Linked DNA regions of Homo sapiens: region 1 is linked to region 2. A link is a contact called in ENCODE Hi-C or POLR2A ChIA-PET data. All regions are on one chromosome and are shown on one strand. Each heading gives the region's core, a stretch centred on a gene start or an enhancer-like site at or near the end of the contact. The rest is flanking DNA. Distances are from core to core; before and after follow the strand shown.

Region 1 (6,660 bases), core at 2,810-5,309, 530 kb before region 2:
TTTTGTTGTTGAAAGGCCCACGTGTGTGTTCCAGCCAGGGTGAGTCTCAGTCCCAGGGGGCTGGGGGCCACGGAGGTGTGTCACTGCTGAGACATGGAGAAGGGGGTGTGTAGAGCCAGAGTTCAAGATCTAGAAGAATGGTGCTTCTCTGACCTGCCTGTCATCCTGTCTGGGATCCACCGTTACTGCCCAGCCCATGTGGGGTAAGCATTACCACTTAAAATTAGCCGGGCACCATGGCTCATATCGGTAATCCCAGCACTTTGGGAGGCTGAGGTGGGAGGATTTCATGAGCCCGGGAGTTTTGACACCAGCCTGGGCAACATAGGAGACCTTGTCTCTACGAAAAATTTTAAAATGACACATGGTACGAGCCTGTGCCCCAGCTACTCGGGAGGCTGAGGCAGCAGGATCGCTTGAGCCTAGGAAGTTGAGGTTGCAGTGAGCTTGGATCAGTAACCACTCCACTCCAGCCTGGGCAACAGAGTGAGACCCTGTCTCTAAAAATAAACAACAGCATTGCCCCTTTGGCCGCATGGAAGCTGTTCTCATCTTGGTACAGGTGAATTTCATGGAATTGCAGGGAGCAGAAAAGATGGGGAAGGAGTCAGATGGGGCAGCTCTCTCTCTACCTCCTGGTCCTGCAGGAGCTGGTCTTGCTGTGGTCTCTCCAGCTGCACTGGCCAGGATGGGAAGACAGAGGCAGGGCAAGGGCCATAGGCTGGTCTCGGGGGTTTCCTCCTGTCCTCTGACCGCATTCCTGGCTGCTCTTCCGACTCCCCTGGGGCTGGGCGGGGTGTTGGGAAACCACAGCTTGGTATGGTGAGGTCAGGGTGGCCCCTGACTTCCCTGGGACATAGTCCAGAGGGCAGCTCTGGGATCTCCGACCACTTCCACCAGCCAAATCTACCTCCCTGCTCCTGTTCTGGAATCTCCCACAGGTCCCCACTGCCCACAGACCAAACTCTTCACCTTCCAGCTTCCTCCTCCAGCCTGACCTGGATACTTTGCTCTCTTACCATTGAAGTGGGCACATTCCCACCTCCGGGCCTTTGCTGAGGCTGTGCGGCCACCTTGGAATACTCTTCCCACCCCCCATCCGTCCCTCGGACACATCTCATACATCCTCAAGGCCCAGCCTCAATGCCTCCTCCTCCAGGAAGGCTTCCAGGACTCCATCCCAGCCGGATACTTCCCTCCTCCGGTCCTCCACAGGCCACCTTCTCAAGGTTTCTTGCCCTTTCCACCTTGACTTTATAGCCACAGGCAGCCTTGCTCTCTCTTCCCACATGAGGCTGGGGGCTCCTGGCAGGGCCAGGCCTGTTGAGGATGATCAGAACAGCACATAGGGGTAGGCATTTTGGCAGAGGGAACAGCTTAGGGAAAGGCACAGCAGTAGGGAAATCAGTTTCACTGCAGCAGAGGTGAGGAAAAGAGAATGGGTTGAGCTAAGCCCTGGGATTTTTCTTTTCTTTTCTTTTCTTTGGGGGGGTGGGGAAGGAGTCTCACTCTGTCACCCAGGCTGGAGTGCAGTGGCGCGATCTTGGCTCACTGCAACCTCCACCTCCCAGGTTCAAGTGATTCTCCTGCCTCAGCCTCCCGAGTAGCTGGGATTACAGGCGTGCGCCACCACACACAGCTGATTTTTGTATTTTTAGTAGAGATAGGGTTTTGCCATGTTGGCCAGGCTGGTCTCGAACCCTGACCTCAGGTGATCCACCTGCCTCGGCCTCCCAAGATGCTGGGATTACAGGCATGAGTCACCGCGCCTGGCCCATTAATTCATTTAATTTTTATTTAAAGATATATTTTGGGCAGCCGGGCACAGTGGCTCATGCCTGTAACCCCAGCGCTTTGGGAGGCCGAGGCAGGTGGATCACGAGGTCAGGAGATCGAGACCATCCTGCCTAGCACAGTGAAACCCTGTCTCTACTAAAAATACAAAAAATTAGCTGGGTGTGGTGGCGAGTGCCTGTAGTCCCAGCTACTCGGGAGGCTGAGGCAGGAGAATGGCATGAACCCGGGAGGCAGAGCTTGCAGTGAGCCGAGATCGCACCACTGTACTCCAGCCTGGGCGACAGAGCGCGACCCCGCCTCAACAGAAATATATATATATAAAATATATTTTTTTTATTTATTTTTTTTTTTTTTTCTTTTGTTCTTTTGAGGCGGGGTGGCGCTCTGTCGCCCAGGCTGGTCTCAAACTCCTGTGCTCAAGCCAATCCTCCTGCCTCGGTCTCCCTAAATGCTGGGGTTACAGGGTGAGCCATGGCACCTGGCCTGAGGTATATATTTTTTAAAGGGAGAGGAGATCCAGGAATGCCTCTTTGAGGAAGTGATATTTGAGGAAAGACCTGGAAGGAGGTGAGGGATGTGGGAAAGGGTGCTGGAGGCAAAAGCAACAACCCACACGAAAGCCCTGAGGAAGGGTGTGCGGGGCTAAGCAGGCACAGTCACGTGTGTCTTTGAGGGACTCTGTCCTGGCATGTTATGGGAACAGTGAAAAGGCCCGTGTGGCTGGAGCAGAGTGAAGAGAAGAAGGAGAGGAAGGTGGGGAGCAGACGAGGCAGGTTATGCAGGGCCTACCGGGCTGCAGGAAGGGGACTTGGGCTTTGACCCTGGGCTCCCACCCCGGAGAAGGTGGGAGCCATGGAGGGTGCTGGGCAGAGGAGGGGTAGATCCTGGCTGGGATGTTTATGATCACTTTTTAATTTTTTCTCTCCACACACTGGGCTGTGGCTGCCCTTTGGGAAGGGGAGGGGCACCCAGAGCTCTCCCAGCCACCCTTGGGAAGCACTGGCTGGTAGAAGAGGTTGGGGGACACCCCCCCTTCTGTTCCCCCACTGTTTGGCAAACACAGTGTCGGCTCCAAGGAGACAGACGGCCTGGGAATCATCAGATCCTGTGGCTGTACCCTCCCTCCTCCCAGCCCAGTGCCCAGAGCCACCCATGGGGTCTGCCCTCTCACCCCCAATAACACAGGGCTAGGAACCCTGTCTCAGGGGCAGGTAGGAGGGGGACACAGCCCAGGGTGGGCGTTACGGCCATTCCTCTGCCCACCCACCCACAGACAGCCCAGCACATAGGCTGGGCTCAGCACGAAGGTCCTGGGTCTGGGTTTGAATCCCGTCCTCACCACTTCCTGGAACAGGAGGGTCTGGGTTTGAATCCCATCCTCACCACTTCTGGAACAGGACGCCTCCTCCAGGGAGCCTCCCTGGGTTGGCCCAAGCCCCCCAGGCTGGGTTTCCACTCCTAGGGTGCCCCCAGCTTGGCTGGTGCTCCATCTTGGTCTGCGTTTTGGCCCAAGTCCCTTCCGGAGAGTGATGGGCTCCCCTCCACACTGAGGACACCCCCTGCTCCTTGCCGAGACCCCGAGACCCCGCTTCTGCCTGGGTAACGCGAAGGCAGCATTTGTTCAGTGCATGACCTCATCTCACAGAGGCTCACAACCACTCTCTGTGTTGCTCCATTGAGCCAAACGTGTATTAAGCGCCAAATGTATGCCAGGCACTGTTCTGTGGGCGGAAGAGGGTGCCCTGTGGGAACCTGCAGGGAAGGTGTTCCAGGCAGAGGGCACAGCCCGTGCAGAGGCCCTAAGGCAGGACCGTGCCAGGTGCGCTGGAGGCATAGCGAGGAGGCCTGTGTGGCTGGGATGAAGCAAGCGAAGGAGGAAGCTGGGGGAGATGAGAGCAGAGAAGAAGCTGGATGTTACGGGACGTGGTGCGGAGTACGAGAGAGAAACCTGAAGCAAAAAGATGGTAACTGGCCAAGGCATCCTGGTGCAGCAGAGATTTGAACTACACCCACCTCGTGGATGGAACTGGAGGCTCAGGGGCCCGGGAGGGGAGCCCATCTGGCCTGTGAGCCACTCAGCCTGATGCAAGCTGTGGGCAGGAAACAGGGGAAAGGTGCTGGGCCTGGGCCCATGCTGGGCTGGGCAGGTAGCCATGTGACCGTCCAGGCCACCTCCCCCGGGCCCATTGGCCGCCTGCCGCTGCTGGCTGGGCCTGCGCCTGCCCCGGACCCTATAAGGCCAGGGAGCTGAGGGTAGAGCCAGCTGCCAGCCGGGCCGGTCCGTCCTCCAGGGGACCCCGCGCAGTCCAGGTGAGCGGGGCCGCGTCTGCTTCGGTGACACCAGGGTGAGGCCAGGCCTGCAGGTGGGTGTCGGGCTGCTCAGGCTTTCAGTGGGGAGTGGGTGTGGGATGGGAGGCTAGGGAACCCCCATTCACGCACCTTCTCTGCCCCCTTCCAGCTTCTCACGTTCTCACTATGTCTGCTCCAGACGAAGGGAGACGGGATCCCCCCAAACCGAAGGGCAAGGTAAAGAGGGGAAATGGGGCAGATTCTTGCTGGGGCCTGGAGATGCCCCAGAGCCGGGGAAGGTGACCTCCACAGTCCTGGGGTCTCGAATCTGGAGAGGTGCTTCCCTGGTGGGCTGGTGGGGGCGGTCTGGGAGCCATGATGCCAATCCCTTCCTTTCTGACCCAAGCTGGAGGCGGGGGACCCACGCAGACCTCGACACCTTCCCCAGCAAGTGACCTTGGGCCGGCCTCAGCTCCGCCCCTCTCTGAGCCTCAGTTTCCCCATCTGTGCAGTGGGGATCCTGGAAGGAAAAGGTCTTTGGAGATCGGGTAGACGATCTTTTCCTCTGTGCATGGGAGGCAGGCTGAGTCTGCCCATTGCCCAGGTGTGGAAATTGAGGCTGAGTGGCTGAAACACTTTCCTGAGGTCACCCAGGAGCAAGGGGCCGGGGCGGCATTGGGCTGATCAATCGATGCTTCCTCTGACCCGTTCCTGCCGAGGCTTGGCCTGCTCATCCTGCACACCCCCCGCCCCCATGCAGACCCTGGGCAGCTTCTTTGGGTCCCTGCCTGGCTTCAGCTCTGCCCGGAACCTGGTGGCCAACGCACATAGCTCGGCGAGAGCCCGGCCGGCCGCTGACCCCACAGGAGCGCCTGCTGCCGAGGCTGCCCAACCACAGGCTCAGGGTGAGTGGCTGGCCCAGCTGGGGGCGTGGGGGGACTCTACACATGGACCTGGGAGAAGGAGCTCCCCGGGCAGGGACTTCCAGCCATTTGGGGAGTCCTCCATATTTGTCTGTGTGCTCTCATCAGACACTAGGACATCTTGTGGTGGATGGGGAAACTGAGGCATAAATATGGGGGGTGAGTGGCCGAAGGTGGCTTTCAACCCAGCCTGTCTCCCTGCAATGCCCCCCCACTCAGTCCCTCGGCCGTTCCCCCACCCTGCACTCCGTTTCTGATGCACCATGGCCCAGGCTGGGTGCTCTGCCCATCTGAGCTCATCAGAGTGAGATCCAGACTCCCAGGGAGGAGCAACAGCTCCCCTGGGGTCACACAGCCCAGGGGCTCCCCAGCCTCCTGTGGCTCAGCTTGGGCGATCAGGGACGGTGACAGGGAACCCAGGGTTGGGGCAGCCGCCTGAGCTGGGCCTCCCTCTGGGCCCAGAGCCCCAGGCAGCTGACTTCTGCTCCACATGCCTTGGCCTGGCAATAGGCAGCAGGCAGCTGCGGTGGGGGCGGGGCGGGCTGGGCAAGGGGCTGTTCCCCCATGCCAGGCTATATGAACCCCGGGACTCAGGGTGGGTGTCCACCCAGCAGAGGAAGTTCCACAGAGCCCTACTTCAGGGAACAGCGGCCCTGGGCTTGGGGGGAGCCCCCAGCGGGGTTGGGGGGTGACCAGGTCTGGCTGGTAGCCGTGGATGTCACCTCCTGCTGTCCCTGGCGGGGTAGCTGAAACATTCCTGACCTTTTAGGCTGTGCCTGGCTATTGTGCAATGGGCAGCCGGGTAGATGGTTCTAACTGCATCCCTCACTCTCCCTGACCGGCCCCTGTCCCCACAGTGGCTGCCCACCCAGAGCAGACGGCCCCATGGACGGAGAAGGAGCTGCAACCTTCGGAAAAGGTGAGAGGATGTGCAGGGCAGGGTCTGATGTGGCAGGAGCCCTGGGGGTGCCCCCTCCTGCGACATTTCAGTTCCTGCTATCTGGGGGGCTGCTCCCTCCTGGGACATTTCAGTTCCTGCTATCTGGGGGGCTGCTGTGGGCCTGAGGGAAGGCAGACAGCCTGGGGATCCCAGGCGGAGCTTCCCCTCTGAGCCTCTATTTCCACATCTGTGAAATGGGTGCAGTGCTACCCCACTCTAATCACGTAAGGTTCCAGTCTACACAGGGCTGTGCCTGGCAAGATGAGACCAAAGCGACAGCAGCGTAAGCACTTTATTTCTTCTACTTTTATTTTTTGAGATGCAGTTTTGCTGTTTCACCCAGGCTGGAGTGCAGTGGCACAATCTCAGTTCACTGCAACCTCTGCCTCCCAGGTTCAAGCGATTCTCCTGCCTCAACCTCCTGAGTAGCTGGGACTACAAGTGCTCACCGCCATGCCCAGCTAATTTTTGTATTTTTAGTAGATACGGGGTTTCACCATGTTGGTTTCACCAGGCTGGTCTCCAACTCCTGACCTCAAGTGATCCACCCACCTCAGCCTCCCAAAGTGCTGGGATTACAGGCATTAGCCACTGCGCCTGGCAAGAGGATCTGTTTTAATCAGCATTTTCCAGATGAGGATATTAGCTCAGAGAGGGCATGTGGCTTGCCTAAGGCCACACAGCGAGTGTCGGGAGCAGGAGAGGGTAAAA
Region 2 (6,002 bases), core at 1,323-3,822:
TTAAAAAAAAAAAAAAAAAAAAAAAAAAAGGCAGTGTCGAGAGGCCTGCACTGGCGACTGTCGGTCAGCAGGGGCCGCTACTGCGGTCTCTGAGCTCTCCTGGCGCCGCAGCAGGCGCATGCGCAGCGGAGCTTCTCTGCAGAGGTGAATTTTTTTATTGGTCCCCACCCTAAAAGACCCAGCGTATATTTATTATTGTACTTATTACAGCTGACCTGGTTGTGGCTGCTTGTGGTACTCCAGGATTCTGCTCTTCATGGATGTGGGGATGACAGTGGGAGAGATCCTTCCCTGCCAACACCTGGCTCCATCCCTGCAGTTATGGGGTTGAAAATTCCCCTTTTTCCCTTAAGCTCTCCCCCTAGTTCTTTAAATTACATGATGTTAGAATTTTTCAATAAGCAACCCATGCACTTGAGAAGAAATTCAACCCCTCTTTTATTAAGTTCCGGGATACCTGTGAACAGCCCCCCCTCCTTTTTTTTTTTTTTTTTTTTTGAGACAGAGTCTTACTCTCAGTCGCACAGGCTGGAGTGCATGCAGTGCCGTGATCTCGGCTCACTGCAACCTCTGCCTCTCGGGTTCAAGCGGTTCTCCTGCCTCAGCCTCCAAAGTAGCTGGGATTTCAGGCGTTCACTACCACGCCGGGCTAATTTTTTTATTTTTAGTAAAGACGGGGTTTCTCCATATTGGGTAGGCTGGTCTCGAACTCCTGACTTCAGGTGATTTGCCTGCCTCGGCCTCCCAAAGTGCTGGGATTACAGGCGTGATCCACCGCAAGCAGCCTAACCCCTCTTTAATTTTTAAAATTTTTAAAAATTTTTTTGAGACGGAATCTCGCTCTGTCGCCAGGCTGGAGAGCAGTGGCGCGATCTCGGCTAACTGCAACCTCCGCCTCTCGCCTGACACCTCTTTTAATGAAAACCTTTCCATTACATCTCTGAAATGCTCCCACTTTGCACGGAAAAAACGGCTGCGAAGCCCCCAATAGGAAACGCAACACGTAGCAGGTGCTCAGTGCATTTAAAAATTTTGAAGAATTTTATTATTAATAATGCGAAACTGACTACCCCTCTGCTAAAAACTCATGCCCCAAATGGCGCATGCGCTTGACTTGCAACTTAACTAAACGCGTCACAGGTACAGGTGTAGGTGGTTAGGGACCCCGGGCGCTCCCATCTGCTCCCTGCCGCGCCCTCTGCCTTTCAGAGCCTCAATCCTTTCGGAAGATACTTTTCAGTTTTCCACTGGGTTAAATGGTGATAGGAAGAGCAATCATCCGTTAAATGAAACCCAAGGTTGAGACAGCGCTTTGTAAAGCAAAGTGCCCGAAGCATTCGTGAGGGGGAGGAGTGTACAGGTTTATTTTAGAGTCCAGGCTGGAATTTGCATTGCTTTTTGTGGATCCACACCTCCCCCTCTCCCAGCCCAGGAAAAGCACTGCAGTGGCTCTCCTGTTTCACAAAGTGAGTTTAAGGAAAGATGTACCGCAGGGGGTTCATTTGCACTGTGAGAACATCATTCATGCAAGAAATGCTGAGTACCTACTATGTGCTAAACAGCGGGTTGGGCTTTTCATAAGGGATAGAGTTACACAATTGAATGCCAATTCATGAGATATGAAATACATTCAACTGTTTCTTAGGGTCAGATTAGGACACAAATGCTAAACAGTCTTCCTGCGCCTCCCCCTGGAGAGGAAATGAAATAGAAAATGAAATTGTGCCAGTAAACCGCTTAGCCGGGTGCCTGGGACATGGCAAACCAGTCCTGAAATAAATAACTGTTTTATTAATAGCAATCTTAGCTAATTAAAATAGATAGCGTTTATTGAGCGTTGGGTATCAGGCACGGTCCTAATTCTTTTAGATGTCTTTAGTTCGTTTCACTCTCCCCCAAACAATAGGGTGGTATTGATCACCTCCGAGCAGGTGAAATTGAGGCACAGAGAAATCCTAGTAGCTGGTAGAAGAACACGCAGTGTGGTCAAGCTAGCAAGGTGTTTGGTCCACTGCTATATCTACAAAACCCCTAACAATGCCTGGTGTATAGATGCTCAGTATGCATTTGTGGGATCAGTGATTCCGATGCCTGCTTCTTATAAAGTTTTTATTTAGAAATAATTACAGGTAAGGAGTTGCAAAAACAGTATAGTGGTCGCGAGTGTCCTTTTTCCCTCGGCTTCTCCCAGGGGTATCGTCTTACGTAACAATGTCCAAACAGGGAAATTGACTTGGGTATAATCCACAGACTCTATTCACCTTGTAAATTGGTTTTAATAGAAGTACTGGACAACTTGTAAGCTAATATCGTTGCTATGGTTCTCGTTCTCAGCTAAAACGGCGCTCTTTACTTTGTGCACCTGAACACTGCACACCGAGGGCGACCACCGCCCCCGAGATGCCCAGCTTCTATTCTAGAGCGCCGCGCCGGCGCCGAATGGGTTAACGGGCGGGGGGACACGCCTCCGTGCGCTTGCGCGGCGTCCCTTCGCCCCGCCTTCGCAGCGCAGTCACATGACCCGCCCAACCGGCGTCCGCCTATAAAAAGCTGAGTGTTGACGTCAGCGTTCTCTTCCGCCGTCGTCGCCGCCATCCTCGGCGCGACTCGCTTCTTTCGGTTCTACCTGGGAGAATCCACCGCCATCCGCCACCATGGTGAGTAACCCTGCCTCGCTGGTGCCCCGGAGCGGCGGCGGGGCCTCCGCGGGGCCTACGCTGCCTAGCCTGGGACGCTGGGGCCCCCCGTGCCAGGAGGAGACGTAGCGGCGGCGGGGCCGGAGGACCCGGGGCTGGGGAAGCGGCCGCCGCCATGTCTGTGCGCCGCGCTGTTCACCGAGCCCTTTCTCCGTTTCCGAGGGCGCCATAACCTTGCCCAGACCTGGTTGGAGCTGGGTTGTTAGCGGGGATGGGGGTGGGGAATGATGATGTGGCAGGCGTAGTAATGGCGGGCACCGCGGTGGAAGCGGGGAGACAGGGAGGCGCCTTATGTAACCCGCGGGCCGCGAGTTTGAGATCGATTTTCTGCCGGGGGACTAGGGGCGGCAGGGAATGGCAGAACGAGCAAAGCGACACCTGAAAGGCTCCCCTTTTCCTTCCAAATACCTTCTCCTGATGCTGTTAATCGTCGACCTTAGGCACTTGTCCTTCCTATGACTCCCAGATGTACAAAGACTCTTATTGAGACACGAGGTGTAGGCTTGTGGCAGTTAGGGCCGTTCCGGCTCCCCGTTATTTCCTGGGGTGGGTGGCCTTGTCTGATCCCGTTTGCCAAGGGGTGACCTTGCATTTTATGATGAAGCTTCTTGCTCGGGGAAGTTTGGGTGGCCCGGTGACAACGTGGAGGGGGCTTTAGGAGAGGATTCATCCCTTACGTGTTTGGCCCCAAATGAGACTTTAGTATTTGTACCTGGTATCAAGGAAATCTGTTGACACTCAGTTTTATTCCTGAGCACTTTTATTTCTGGGTTGTCAATCATGAATGACACCTATTAACGGTGGTTCCTTGGAGATTGCGGGGTGGCTCTTAAGGGGTGTTAGGCTGGCAAGATTCGGTGGGCTTGGGGCACCCCAGCACCAACCCCCTCCTGGCCTTGGGCATGCTGGTTCGTTTGGACTGAACGCTCCGTGCCATGCTGTGTTCCTGGAAATCACGAGCTGGTCTGAGCCTCCTTGTCTTGCCCAGGTGAACTTCACGGTAGACCAGATCCGCGCCATCATGGACAAGAAGGCCAACATCCGCAACATGTCTGTCATCGCCCACGTGGACCATGGCAAGTCCACGCTGACAGACTCCCTGGTGTGCAAGGCGGGCATCATCGCCTCGGCCCGGGCCGGGGAGACACGCTTCACTGATACCCGGAAGGACGAGCAGGAGCGTTGCATCACCATCAAGTCAACGTGAGCTCCCTGTGCCCTCTGTACCCAGGCAGGGAGGTGCTGGCCTGGCAGCTGGAGGCCACTGGGCCAGGGTGCGCGGGGAGAGACTTGGCAACGTCTCTTTCCCCTGGTTTCTTAATTCATGGGAGAATGAGTGAGGTTCAGTCCAGCGAGACAGGATGGAGAGGCACAGGGATTCGGGGTACTGCGAGCTGGAAGGTTTTCTTGAGGAGGGGGCTTAACTCCGTGGTTCTCCCTCCCTGGGGGACTTGCCCCCACTCCTACAATATCTGGAGAGGTTTGGCTGTCACACCTGGGAGGGGAGGGTGTTCTAGTGCTTGGGACGCTGGGAAGCTCCTGTGTTGCACTGGATGATGTTCATTCCATGTCAGTTTCTGGCCCCGATATGAGTAGGGGGAGCGCAGAGTACGGTGACCCCAACTGCTTTTTGTCCTGGGTTGGTACATTGGTGAGGGACTCTGGCTAAGGCTCTTCATTTCCCCTGGAGCAGGGGCAGAAGTGAGGAGGGGAGGGTCGGAGTCTCTGGAGGCTTTTGCCGTCCTGCTGGGTCTTTTAGTTGCTACTTTGAGTCAGGTGTGATGAATCTTGGGACCAAGTCGGTGGGGCAGGATGTCTGGTCAGGAGGGCTCTGAGGATCTGGCTATGGGGCTGGTACCAGGAGTTCCCTGTCATGGGGGTGGCATGTCTCGGACAGAGGCAAAGGACAAGGGTGGGTTGGCTCTTGTGGGAGCCTCTCCAGGGATGAGTCATGGAGGGAGGAGCAGCCTGGCTTCTGACAGCATCCCAGACTCCCTGGGCCAGGTGTGTGGCTCCTGTCCCCCTGACGAGTCCCTCCCTCCATCAGTGCCATCTCCCTCTTCTACGAGCTCTCGGAGAATGACTTGAACTTCATCAAGCAGAGCAAGGACGGTGCCGGCTTCCTCATCAACCTCATTGACTCCCCCGGGCATGTCGACTTCTCCTCGGAGGTGACTGCTGCCCTCCGAGTCACCGATGGCGCATTGGTGGTGGTGGACTGCGTGTCAGGTAAGCAGTGGGTCCCCCTGAGGCACGGCCTGGAACCGGGGGCCATCCTTGCTTGAGGATGACAGCGCCGCCCTGTCCCCCGTGTCCCCAGGCGTGTGCGTGCAGACGGAGACAGTGCTGCGGCAGGCCATTGCCGAGCGCATCAAGCCTGTGCTGATGATGAACAAGATGGACCGCGCCCTGCTGGAGCTGCAGCTGGAGCCCGAGGAGCTCTACCAGACTTTCCAGCGCATCGTGGAGAACGTGAACGTCATCATCTCCACCTACGGCGAGGGCGAGAGCGGCCCCATGGGCAACATCATGGTACGGCCCTCCCTAGCTGGGTGGTGGGCTTGCCGCAGCGGGATCTGCAGGAGCCGGTGGGGAGTGGAGTTGAGCTGAGGGGGACTGGAAGTGTGTTTTTGCCAGGAATGTTGGGTGACAGAGAAGGGGGCTGGAATGTTTTCATCCGACTTGACCCAGCCCTTGATCTTTGGGCAGCTGGAAGAGACGAGCTCAGGGAACGCTGCCCTGGGTGGTGGAGGGGCTGGCCCCCCTATTCGTGATGACTGATCATTTCTTCACTTTGACCAGATGTCTACTGAAGAAAGCCTGCGTCTGAGGCCCATGCCCAAGGCGCCCAGCCCGTAGCTTCAGGCTCTGCGCAGGGGCCCTCACGGCTGCTTCTCGTTTCTCACACTTCCAGATCGATCCTGTCCTCGGTACCGTGGGCTTTGGGTCTGGCCTCCACGGGTGGGCCTTCACCCTGAAGCAGTTTGCCGAGATGTATGTGGCCAAGTTCGCCGCCAAGGGGGAGGGCCAGTTGGGGCCTGCCGAGCGGGCCAAGAAAGTAGAGGACATGATGAAGAAGCTGTGGGGTGACAGGTGAGCCCCGCGGGATATGGTGGGGGATTCCTGACACCTGGGGGTAGTGGCAGCGACGTAGGGGCGTGGTGTGCTATTCACAGCGTGGCTCAAGCCCACCAGGTCTTGCCCAAGCATGTCCCCTTGGCGACCACCCTCCCCAAGTCATCCCCTGGAGACCCTAACTTGATTTGGCTTGGCCTCTCCTTGCCAGGTACTTTGACCCAGCCAACG

The links. Hi-C counts contacts between places; a loop is a spot of excess contacts on that map. ChIA-PET counts read pairs that join two places held with the same protein, here RNA polymerase II (POLR2A).
Region 1: a map of sigmoid colon shows a loop between it and region 2 (2.6-fold over the local background). The contact joins the promoter of PLIN4 here to the promoter of EEF2 in region 2. A Hi-C loop is called at or near these places in 1 of 168 maps with a recorded cell type or tissue (sigmoid colon). POLR2A ChIA-PET finds 5 or more read pairs at or near these places in 2 of 52 experiments (H1 and activated T-cell).

Annotation. Positions count from the first base shown.
Region 1 is chr19:4,515,885-4,522,544 of GRCh38, reverse strand. It overlaps PLIN4 (perilipin 4), which reads left to right and starts at 4,059. Exons shown (of 8, transcript NM_001367868.2): 1 at 4,059-4,160; 2 at 4,256-4,323; 3 at 4,847-4,991; 4 at 5,867-5,928. The coding sequence starts at 4,273. PLIN5 (perilipin 5) reads left to right here. Exons shown (of 8, transcript NM_001013706.3): 8 at 1-14.
Region 2 is chr19:3,982,033-3,988,034 of GRCh38, reverse strand. It overlaps EEF2 (eukaryotic translation elongation factor 2), which reads left to right and starts at 2,572. Exons shown (of 15, transcript NM_001961.4): 1 at 2,572-2,657; 2 at 3,685-3,899; 3 at 4,744-4,925; 4 at 5,017-5,228; 5 at 5,611-5,789; 6 at 5,983-6,002. The coding sequence starts at 2,655. SNORD37 (small nucleolar RNA, C/D box 37) reads left to right here and starts at 5,463; the gene lies at 5,463-5,528. RefSeq lists enhancers at 1-320, 2,337-2,386, 3,642-3,861, 3,155-4,006, 5,711-6,002 and a silencer at 2,667-2,776.